Regions from separate parts of the Homo sapiens genome. Here regions 1 and 3 are each linked to region 2. Evidence: read pairs that join two places in POLR2A ChIA-PET (ENCODE). Cell type or tissue: A673. All regions are shown on one strand.

What was found. ChIA-PET counts read pairs that join two places held together with the same protein. Peaks named below come from ENCODE experiments on the same cell type or tissue, not always from the same donor. Only the 100,000 strongest peaks of a DNase experiment are listed, where the experiment ranks them.
Region 1: POLR2A ChIA-PET joins it to region 2 with 5 read pairs; 1 of 35 experiments calls an interaction of 5 or more read pairs at or near these places.
Region 3: POLR2A ChIA-PET joins it to region 2 with 8 read pairs; 3 of 35 experiments call an interaction of 5 or more read pairs at or near these places.

What each region holds. Positions count from the first base shown.
Region 1 is chr9:34,184,346-34,188,345 of GRCh38, forward strand. The region is part of intron 1 of UBAP1 (ubiquitin associated protein 1); the gene reads left to right. LOC114224 (a long non-coding RNA gene) reads left to right here and starts at 1,930. Exons shown (of 1, transcript XR_158845.6): 1 at 1,930-3,787. In A673, no CTCF peak of the experiment used is centred here; a DNase peak (open chromatin) is centred at 2,106; H3K27ac peaks cover 973 bases.
Region 2 is chr9:35,365,932-35,369,931 of GRCh38, forward strand. It overlaps UNC13B (unc-13 homolog B), which reads left to right. Exons shown (of 40, transcript NM_001371189.2): 12 at 1,016-1,062. Among named protein-coding and RNA genes, the nearest start is that of RUSC2, 120 kb to the right of the region's middle. In A673, no CTCF peak of the experiment used is centred here; a DNase peak (open chromatin) is centred at 1,740.
Region 3 is chr9:35,167,250-35,171,249 of GRCh38, forward strand. All of the region lies in intron 1 of UNC13B (unc-13 homolog B), which reads left to right. Among named protein-coding and RNA genes, the nearest start is that of UNC13B, 7.2 kb to the left of the region's middle. In A673, no CTCF peak of the experiment used is centred here; no DNase peak of the experiment used is centred here.

The sequences.
Region 1 (4,000 bases), 1.2 Mb before region 2:
TCTGGGCCGGGCGCGGTGGCTCAGGTCTGTAATCCCAGCACTTTGGGAGGCCGAGGCGGGCGGATCACAAGGTCAGGAGATCGAGACCATCCTGGCTAACACGGTGAAACCCTGTCTCTACTAAAAATAGAAAAAATTAGCCGGGCCTGGTGGCGGGCACCTGTAGTCCCAGCTACTCGGGAGGCTGAGGCAGGAGAATGGCGTGAACCCGGGAGGTGGAGCTTGCAGTGAGCCAAGATCACGCCACTGCACTCCAGCCTGGGCAATAGAGCGAGACTCCGTCTGAAAAAAAAAAAAAAAGAGAGTCTCGCTCTGTTGCCAGGCTGGAGTGCAGTGGCACAATCTCGGCTCACTGTAACCTCCACCTCCCAGGTTCAAGAGATTCTCCTGCCTCAGCCTCCTGAGTAGCTGGGACTACAGATGGTGTGCCACCATGTCCGGCTAATTTTTGTATTTTTAGTAGAGACAAGGTTTCACCATGTTGGCCAGGATGGTCTTGATCTCTTGACCTCGTGATCCTCCCACCTCGGCCTCCCAAAGTGCTGGGATTACAGGCGTGCGCCACCGCGCCCAGCCAATCCTTTTTTTTTTTTTTTTTTTTTTTTTGAGATGAAGTCTCGCTCTTATTCCCCAGGCTGGAGTGCAATGGTGTGATCTCGGCTCACTGCAACCTCTACCTCCCGAGTTCAAGCGATTCTCCTGTGTCAGCCTCCCTAGTAGCTGGGATTACAGGCGCCTGCCACCACGCCTGCTAATTTTTGTATTTTTAGTAGAGATGGTGTTTCACCTTATTCACCAGGCTGGTCTCGAACTTCGGACCTCAGGTGATCTGCCTGCCTCGGCCTCCCAAAGTGCTGGGATTACAGGCATGAGCCACTGCACTCGGCCCTGTTAAAACACTTTACATAATCTCAGTTCTTGGCCAGACACAGTGGCTCATGCCTGTAGTCCCAGCAGTTTGGGAATCCCAGGCGGGCGGATTGCTTGAGCCCAGAAGTTCAAGACCAGCCTGGACAACACAGTGAGACCTGTCTCTACAGAAGTCACAGAAAAATTAGCTGGGATTGGTGGTTCATGCCTGTAGTCCCAGGTACACGAGAGGCTGAGGTAGGAGGATCACCTGAGCTCAGGAAGTCGAGGCTGCAGTGAGCTGAGATCATGCCCCTGCACTCCAGCCTGGGCAACAGAGCAAGATCCTACCTCAAAAGAAATAATCTCGGGCGGGTGCTGTGGGTCATGCCTGTAATCCTGGCACTTGGGGAGGCCCAGGCAGGTGGATCACCTGAGGTCAGGATTTCAAGACCAGTCTGGCCAACACGGTGAAACCCCGTCTCTACTAAAAAGACAAAAATTAGCTGGGCGTGGTGGCAGGTGCCTGTAATCCCAGCTACTCAGGAGGCTGAGGCAGGAGAATTGCTTGAACCTGGGAGGCGGTGGTGGCAGTAAGCCTAGATCATGCCACTGCACTCCAGCCTGGCTGACAGAACGCATCTCTGTCTCAAAAAAAGAAAAACAAACAAACAAACACATTCAGTTCTCACACTTGAATTAGGTAGGTAGGTTGTGTTATGCGTGCTTTTTATGTATTGAGGAAACAGGATCACAGAGGTTGTGTAACTTAACTAAGGTTACAACTAGGTAGACTGAATTTGAACTGAAATCTGTCCAACCTCAATGCCTATGCTGCATTCTTTTATGCCATTTTGCCCCTCTTAGGTGGTCACAGGACCATTCCAATTCCTATAAGGTATAAGCACTAGTTTTAAAGTAATACCATTGTGAACTGCTTGTTCTCATTGAAATAATAGTGTAACTGGAATGATAAATAGTTCATTAAAATTTTAGTCACATTATGTCATCAGAATTCTAGGAGGAAATGAATACCTGATTATTTTGTACTTCACAAAATAAACTGGATAAACTGGATAAATGACTGAAAGTTTCTTTTTTATATTGCTGAGTCAGATTGGATCCGGTTCATTAAGGGCCAAAATTTGTATTTGGCAGTAATCCTCATGTGTTCTCAGAATGCTTGATTGGTCATTATCAGTTGCTTAATGCTTACCAAACACTTCCAGTGTTTTGAGTCACTGAATTGGCTCATGGTAATTGTTAATCTTGTGGTTACTGAGTCAAGAGCCAGCAGTGTGTGTTTTGGCTGCTTCACTTCCTCCTCAACACTTGATATTGTCAGATTTTAAATTAATTTTTTTTTTCTAATCTGGTGGGTTTGAAATTGTATCTATAGTGTTTTTTATCAGCATTTCCTGAAGCTGGGCATCTTTTCATGTATTTTCGTTGGTCATTTGTGCTTCTGCGAAGTGTATATTCAATTTCGTTGCCTATTTTTTTGGTCTTTTCTCTTTTTCTGATTTATTTTTAAGAGTTCTTTATATATTCTGGATACTAATTATTTGTTAATTTATAGGTTGCAAATATCCTTTCCCAATTTGTGACTTGTCTTTTCATCTCTTCATAGTCTTCTGGTGAGAAAAGCTCCTAATTGTAATGAACTGAATTTTTCAGTCTTTCATGGTTTGTGTTTTGTGTTTTTTTTTATTTTTTATTTTTTATTTTTTGAGATGGAGTTTCGCTCTTGTTGCCCATGCGGGAGTGCAATGGCGTGATCTTGGCTCACTGCAGCCTCCGCCTCCTGGGTTCAAGCAATTCTCCTGTCTCAGCCTCCCGAGTAGCTGGGATTACAGGTGCCTGCCACCACGCCCAGCTAATTTCTGTATTTTTAGTAGAGACAGGGTTTCATCATATTGGTCAGGCTGGTCTTGAACTCCTGACCTCAGGTGATCCACCCGCCTGGGCCTCCCAAAGTGCTGGGATTACAGGCGTGAGCCACTGCGCCCGGCTGGTTTGTGCTTGTTGTATCAAATTTGGGAAATCCTTCTTTGCTGCCAGGCATGTTGTTTTAATAAATACAGTAGTATACCTATCTATAATGTGGTATATCTCATCTGACATTTATTTCCAATATTTGCTTGATTACAAAGGCAGACTTCTTAGAAGTTGCTTTCTTATTATCTTTGGAGTTATAGGGCCACAGGGTTTTAAAAGGAGGTTGGATTGTGCCTTACATGTGGGTTTCATACATTGTCCAAACTGAGACACCAACAGATTTGTGAATGAGATGTGCATCTTATTAAATGTTAATGTGATTTGACAATGAGACCTTTCTTTGTGTGGACAGTATTATATACAATTGATAGTGTGTCATTCAGTCTAAGCTGTTAGCACTTTCACTAAAATATATTCAAATTTTTTTTGATGTCTAGTTTTTACAGTGTTGGGCTTTATCAAGAATAGTTGTGGATTGTGGAAGAGCTGATATGGAAACAGAGGAATGTATTTTGCTTTTTTTTTTAAACTCTGTCCGGTTCCTTGGACTTGTGTGTCTCCTATCTTATCAAGAATAATTGTAGATTGTGGAAGAGTTGATATGGAAACATCTTAGAAGAATGTTTTTTGCTTTTTTTAAAAAAAAAAACAAAACTGTCCAGTTCCTTGGACTTGTGTGTCTCCTATCTACCATTAAACCCTTATGACTTAAGGTATATGTATAAATACATATATACATCTTGGTGGCATTGATTTTTCTATGTTGTGTATTAAAGCTGCTAAAAAACATTTTTTCTTTTTTTCAATGAGAAGACTAGTGATTACTTTGACTTTAGGAATTATTCTTCTAAGGAGTCAAGTATTTGATCTGGGCGAGGATCACACTGAAATATAAAACATCTGAGTAATTTGGGTTCACTAAAAAAAAAAAAAAAGAAATGTAAAACAACCACCAGATTAAAAATACACTACAAATACTGTTTACAACCACCAGATTAAAAATACAACACAAATACTGTTTATTTATACAAATAGTATACCTTTGACATTTATGAAAGGCATACTCTTAGATCATTGGGAATCCGTACTTATGTAACTACCATAGTTTATAGTGTCCTTCATGAAATACAGAAAAGTGTAACAGGAAATTTTT
Region 2 (4,000 bases):
AGCTCTGTCCTATCTGTCCCTATTCTCCTCTGTATTGCCTCATTGTTATCCATAACTTCTCCCCACTTTAGCTCTCCAAAACATCACTCACTGTTCAAAGCTAAGCACCTTAATTCTGCCTCCCTTCTGGAGCTCATTTGCTCCAGGATAGTTAGGAGGCAGGGAAGTTGTTGGGAGTGGAAGAAAACAAGGAGGGGCAGGAAGCCCCAGACCTGTTAGCCTGAAAAAAGCATGTGCTATTGGACCTCTGGAGCACTCTGGCAGCTTTGGACCTTTCTGCATGCTGCTTGAAGGATTTGCTTTTGTTTATTTTGTTTTCTTTTGGTACAGAAACCTTTAAAAGGTGATTTTTGAACTGTTCCCTTCCTTGAATTATTTGGTGTCTCAAGTTTCGACTTCTCATTCTAGGGCCTATAGAATTCACTAGAATGATAATCCAAGTGTCTAATCTACCCTGGGTTCTCTTGTTATGTAGAATTTATTAAATAGAGAGAATATACTTAGTGTCAGTGAGTCAGAGGTTCAAGGCACCCAAACTAAATCCAACCACAAAATGAGATAGGAATCCAGAGAGACCAGGTCTGACTCTGGGACATTAAGGGAGTTTAGGAATATAGCTGGAAGAAGACTGGACTCTATATGAAGGTGTCCTTTTGCTTTAGTGAGGCCTGGAAGCCTAAGTAGGCCCTTCTCCTGTGCTTGGTTTACTGCTGTCTACACTAATGGCTCATATAAGAGTGATATGAGTTCTGCCATTCCAGTAGACTTCAGCCCTGCAAACTCAGTGAGCTTTGCCCTATCTCCTATTCACCAAGGAGACAGGTACCACTCATTTCAGCAGCCTGCTTGTTGCCCTGACTGATCAGGACATTGGTTTAGATGTCAGACAGGCTGTCACCACATGGTGAATGTGACTTACACTGCTCTGGGCTTGTACTCTACTGCTCGCTGCTCAGATTACAGGCAATCTCCCATCTTTCCCAGGATCTAACTTGTTTCCTATCTCTTTTTAAAGATTCCAGATGATGGTGACCCCTCTCTGCCTCAGTGGCTCCCGGAAGGGTAAGTAATTCACTGCAAGGTTTCTGTGGATTTTATTCAGTATCTCTTGATGCTTTTAGCTTTTCCCCTGGGAAGCAGGGGAACCAGCTTCATAAGCTGCATCCTGGGGAAGGAAAAGGTTCCACTATAGGTTGGTTGGTTCTCTGAGGCAGAGGAGAGAACTCTGCTGATGGATTCCTTGGAGGCAGAAGAGGGAACTTTGCAGAATGGTTACCCTGGTGCAGGGGAGGGAGCTTTGGGGCCTTCTCATCCTTGCCTCTATAATTTCTGGTCCATCTTTTCATAGTGGTGAAATACTCTTTAAGTAGAACAAAGAGGAAATTAGAAAAATATCTGCATTTGGAAACATTTTCTTTCCATTTCATTTGTTTTTAATTTTTGTAGGTACATACTAGGTGTGTCTATTTATGGGTTACATTAGATATTTTGATACAGGCATACAGTGTGTAATACTCACATCAGGGTAAATGGGGTATCCATCACTTCAAGCAGTTATCCTTTCTTTTTGTTACAATCCACTTACACTCTTTTCGTTATTTTAAAATGTGCAATAAATTGTTGTTGACTGTAGTCACCCTGCTGTGCTATCAATACTAGATCTTATTCATTCTATCCATTCCATTGTTGATGGTGTGGCTGATTAAGTTACTCCTAGGCTTGATCCTGCTCCAGCTGTTGTGAGTCATCTACTTATTCCATTCCACTGTAGTCAGGATATAAGTAACACCCCTTTCTGAGCTCTGTATGTTCTGTCCGTGCTTCTTGTTTGGGAGTTTCAGACCTGTGTGATTGTACCAGAGTCATTTTAAGCTGCTCAGTGTAGCCTGTAACTGACTGTTCTTAAAGAGAGAAGAGAGTTCAAGTACCTTCTCATTCCCCACTCCTTCCCACAAATACCACCAATTAGTTATCTAGACCTTCCTTTTCCCTTTTTCCTACAAAGGCTTCTGACATCAGAAGTCTCAGTAGTTGCTTCCTCTTGTGGCCAGGGAAGAAGAAAGATCAGGTAGATGATCTACTATATTTTTACATGCTCCTTTCCCTTGCAATTTGTCATCTTTAAAAAAAAATTTTTTTTAACTTTTGTTTTAGGTTCAGGGGTACATGTGCAGGTTTGTTATATAGTTAAACTCGTGTCACAGGGATTTGTTGTACAGATTATTTCATCACCCAAGTACTATAACAATAGTTATTTTTTCTGCTCCTCTCCCTCCTCCTACCCTTCACCCTCAAGTAGGCCCGTGTCTGTTGTTACCCTCTTTGTGTCCATGTGTTCTCATCATTTAGCTCCCACTTATAAGAGAGAACATGCAGTGTTTGGTTTTCTGTTCCTGCATTAGTTTGCTAAGAATAGTGGCCTCCAGCTCCAGCCATGTTCCTGCAAAGGACATGATCTCGTTCTTTTTTATGGCCACATAGTATTCTGCGGTGTATATGTATCACATTTTCTTTATCCAGTGTGCCACTGATGGGCATTTAGCTTGATTCCATGTCTTTGCTATTGTGAATAATGCTGCAGCGAACATACTCATCCATCTGTCTTTATGGTAGAACACTGTATATTCCTTTGGGTATATACCCAATAATGGGATTGTTGAGTCGAATGGTTGTTCTGTTTTTAGTTCTTTGAGGAATCACCACACTGCTTTCCACAACGGTTGAACTAATTTACACTCCTGCCAACAGTGTATAAGTGTTCTCTTTTCCCTGCAGCTTTGTCAGTATCTGTTTTTTTTTTTTTTAGTTTGTCTTCTTTTAATCAAGGGTGAATCATTGAATGAGCTACCCCCTTCTTCTTTTATTGAAAGATCATTTATGTTTAAAAAAAAAACTTCTTGCCTTAAGAGATACATATTGTAGTTTCTAGAATTAGCTACAAAGTTGTGGCATCAGTTGCTTCTTCAGTGATCTTTAGTTTTTTTCTTCTAATAATTGTAAAATACACACATGTCAATGGGACATATCCAGACTACTTCTGAATGTAGCTATGTAGTAGTTTTCTAAATGATTCCCTATTGTCTTTCTTCCTTTTCTTTCACCTTCGTCCTTAGAAGCTGTCCTAAGTATAGAACTTCCCTCAGTCTGGTAGTCTCATTAAAAACAAAGCCTACTGCCTATGTTCAGGGAGCTGTTTTATTAGAAATCAGCATATTGAGTGGCCTGTTTCAACTCCTGGACTTGACCCAATTTGTGGTTCCATTCTTTGCCTAGATAGCTACAAGTACCTACTTTTTCTGTTGGGATATTTCTGTCTTTAGACCAGCCGTGGTATACAGCCCAGCTACCCAACTTTCCCAACGTCTTTGCTCTCATTAAAACCAAGTACATGAGTTCTTTGCATTAAGGCCAGAGAGTTTTTTGTTGCTTATCCATCTCATTTTATAGAAGCGTCACCAAGGCCCAAAGTGAAGAAGGAATTTTGGGAGAAGACATAGTACATTAATAGAAGAACTGGAGTTAAAATCCAGGTTATTTCAGTGTAGTTTCTTTTGGGTACATTTTCTGTTTTTATTGCATATTGTTATAAAAGAACAATAAAATTAATCAGTATAGAAAAGGTGTAAAAGTTTTAGAAATGTCCAGCTGCTGTAGCTGTAATTTTTCTCCAGGCTCTGTTGATGTGTCCATAGGGCTAGGCCACACTCATACAGTCCCTTTGCTGTTTCCTTCCTAAATGGTGTTTTGTTTTGTTTTTTCTTCCCTTAGGTGGTCTTTTGGAAGTCTCTCATACCACCTCCCCTATTACACTTGATTATGAGGGCTCCTTTCTCCATGGAGAAGGCTTTTCTTCAGGAGGCCTAGGTAGACAGAACTGGTGACTCTTTTACTCTTGGATGGAGACGGTCTCCTTCTATGTGCCATTGTCTGGTATAGTCTTACTCACCTAGACTCTTGCCGTAGAGCCACCCTGTGGGTTCTGTTCTAGCACAGCCTTGGC
Region 3 (4,000 bases), 200 kb before region 2:
TTTTTAGTAGAGACAGGGTTTCACCTTGTTAGCCAGGATGGTCTCGATCACCTTACTTCATGATCCGCCTGCCTTGGCCTTGCAAAGTGCTGAGATTACAGGCATGAGCGCCTGGCCAGTGTTAATGTATTTTATGCATGGCCCGAGATAATTCTTCTTCCACTGTGGCCCAGGGTAGCCAAAAGGTTGGACACCCTGGTCTATACCATTCTTTTGAATGGCTGCAGAGTATTCTGTTATATAAGCATACATAATTTAAACAGTTTTATATTGATGATATTCAGGATATTTTTCTTTTCACTATTACAAACAGTGCTACAATGAACATCTTTGTAGGTTTTTTTTTTTTTTTTTTTGAGATGGAGTCTCACACTGTTGCTCAGGCTGGAGTGCAGTGGCGCCCTCTCTGCTCACTGCAACCTCTGCCTCCTGGGTTCAAGCAATTATCCTGCCTCAGCCTCTTGAGTAGCTGGGATTACAGGTGCCTGCCACCATGCCTGGCTAATTTTTTTTTTTTTTTTTTTTTGTATTTTTAGTAGAGAAGGGGGTTTCACTATGTTGGCCAGGCTGGTGTTGAACTCCTGACCTTGTGATCTGCCCTCCTCGGCCCCCCAGAGTGCTGGGATTACAGGCGTGAGCCACCACGTCCAGCCTGTAGATGGTTTTTAAACATTTGTTTTTATTTTTGAGACAGGGTCTTGCATTGTCACCCAGGCTGGAGTGCAGTAGTACGATCGTGGCTCACTGCATCCTCAAACTCCTGGGCTCAATCTGTCCTCCCATCTCAGTCTCCTGAGTAGCTGGGACTACAAGTGCATGCCACCATGCCTGACTAATTTTTCTACTTTTTGTAGGATGGAATTGCCCTATTTTGCCCAGGCTGGTCTTGAACTTCTGGACTCAAGTGATCTGCCCACCTTGGCCTCCCAAAATGCTAGGATTACAGGTGTGAGCCACTGCACCTGACCAGTTTTTTTATTATTAATTTTTTTCTTTCCAACTTTTAAGTTCAAGGGGTACATATGCAGGTTTGTTACATGGGTAAATTGCATATTGCCATATTGCAGGGGTTTCATATACAGATAATTTTGTCACCCAGGTAATCAGCATAATACCCAAATAGGTAGTTTTCAGTCCTTACCCTCCTCCCACTCCATAGATGGTTTTTGTTATATGTTTGGAGATCTCCAATTAGCTTTCCACCTGGACTTTATGTGTAATTTTCTCATTGCTGTTTTCTTTGGCATATAATTATACTCAGTTGGACCAAATGCCTCGGTGTCTCAGATCAACATCCTCAATTAGAGGCAGATCCTTCAGCAGCAGGTAATATTTTTCTATGCCTGTTGAAAAGACCAAAGACTCTGCTCTTGTAAGTAAGTTTGACCTGTGATTTCCATGTACTTTTCTTTCTTATTTGTATTTTATTTTCCATATGAACATGTATTACTTGCTTTTTTTTTTTTTTTTGATACAGGGTCTCACTCTGTTGCCCAGGCTGGGGTGCAGTGGCATGATCACGGCTCACTGCAGTCTTGACCTCCCTGGGCTCAGGTGATGCTCTCACCTTAGACTCCTGAGTAGCTGGAACTACAGGCTTTCTTGTAGAGACAGGGTTTTGCTATGTTTCCCAGGGTGGTCTTGAACTCCTGGGCTCAAGCAATCTGCCTGTCTCAGTCTCCTAAAGTGTTGGGATTAACAGGTGTGAGCCACTGTGCCCGACTGCATTTTTAAAACAGAACAAAACAATGTCACTGGTGAATGGTAACAGGACCAAGTTGATTTATATTATGATTTGCCCTTTAAAAAACTCGTTACTGGACAGGTGAGGTGGCTCATGCCTGTAATCCCAGTACTTTGGGAGGCTGAGGCAAGAGAATCACTTGCATCCAGGAGTTTGAGACCAGCCTGGGCAACATAGCAAGACCCCATTCCTACTAAAAAAATATTTAAAAATTAGCTGTGCGTGTTGACGCATGCCGGTAGTCTCAGCTACTTGGGAGGCGAGGCAGGAGGATGGCTTGAGTCCAAGAGATTGAGGGTGTAGTGAGCCATGTTCATGCCACTGCATTCTAGCCTGGGTAACAGAGCCATCTCAAAAAGTTCATGGCTTATCATTAATCATCCATCTAACTAGACACGTTGATTGTGCATTGATTCTACTCTAGGGAAAGTCCAAAAATATATTTCGGTTTACAGCCATTGTGGAAAGTAGGAATGGTAATGATATTAGAGTTTTCAGACATAGGTATAGGTTGGTCAGATACTTCTCATCTCCTTCCCCCATCCTGCCACCCCCTGCTGAATGTTATTGTCATCTGCCTCAGCTAACTCCTTTTTGCTGGGCTTCCATCGATCGTGGTTCTAGTAGTCCCTGCCCTTAGAGCAGAGCTGTGGCTGTGTTCCTTTCACTTAGGGCCTCAGGAAGTTGATTGTGCTTTGTGTGAGCCAGGCAGTGATGGGGGAAAGGACCAATTTGCTCTGCTATGCTATTGTTATAAACTGTTCTGTTCCTTATAAGTAGCGTATTCTGTAATTTAGTTTCTAAAAATGGGGTTTCTGAAAGTTGGGCTCTTTAGGCCAATAAGCTTAATTTTTATCCTATTTACCTGTGCTGTGTATTTCAGACTTTGAGTTTGTTTAAAGTTTGGGCTGTGTATCATTAGTAAATATTTGTTGGATACTTTCTCTGTGCATGTTTATGACACAAATCTGTATTGTAGATAAGAGGCCACGGAATCTAGATAGGTTTTAAAATGTCTGTTATACAGTGTTCTTATATAAACTCAAATAATCCATTAGGATTATTAGGTCTGATTTGGAATAAGCAGAATAAATTAAGTTCTTCCTTGAGTAGGGAAATAACTGCACTGTCTTGTTTTAACATTTATTTTCACATTGTTATTATTACTGTTTTTTTTTTGTTTTGTTTTTGAGATGGAGTCTCGTTCTGTTGCCCAGGTTGGAGTGCAGTGGTGCAATCTCAGCTTACTGCAACCTCTGCCTCCCAGGTTCAAGCGATTCTCCTGACTCAGTCTCCTGAGTAGCTGGGACTACAGGTGTCCACCACCACGCCTAGCTAATTTTTGTATTTTTAGTAGAGATGGGGTTTCACCATGTTGGCCAGGCTGGTCTCTAACTCCTGACCTCAAGTGATCTGCCCACTGCGGCCTCCCAAAGTGTTGGGATTACAGATGTGAGCCACCACGCCCAGCCTTATTTTATGATTAGTTTTTTGAGACTGGATCTTGCTCTGTTGCCCAGGCTGGAGTGCAATGGTGCGAACATGGCTCTCTGCAGCCTCGACCTCCTGGGATCAAGTGATATGCTCATTTCAGCCTTCTGAGTACCTGGGACTACAGGTGTGAACTACCATGCTTGGCTAATTAAAAAAAAATTTTTTTTAGAGATGGGGTCTTGCTATGTTGCCCAGGCTGGTCTTGAACTCTTGGGCTCAAGCAATCCTTCTGCCTCAGCCTCCTAAAATGCTGGGATTATAGTCATGAGCCACTGTGCATTTAAAGCAAGAGTCTTTGAGTTTGGGGGTATTTTATATATACCTTCTCTTTTTTTTTGAGACAGGTTCTTATTCTGTTGCTTAGGCTAGAGTGCCATGGTGCTAATCAGGGCTCACTGCAGCCTCAATCTTGCCAAGCTCAGGTGATTCTTCCACCTCAGCCTCCTGAGTAGCTGGGACTGTATGCTTGTGCAACCATACATGGCTAATTTTTGTATTTTTTGTAGAGACAGGGTTTTGTCACTTTACCCAGGCTAATCTTCAACCTGTGGAGTCAAGTGGTCTGCCCGCCTCAGCCTCCCAAAGTGCTGGGATTACAGGCATGAACCACTGTGCCTGGCTCCTTTTTTTTTGAGATGGAGTCTCATTCTTTTACCCCGGCTGGAATGCAGTGGCTCAATCTTGGCCCACTGTAACCTCCATCTCCCAGGTTCAAGAGATTCTCCTGCCTCAGCCTCCCAAGTAGGTGGGACTACAGGTGCC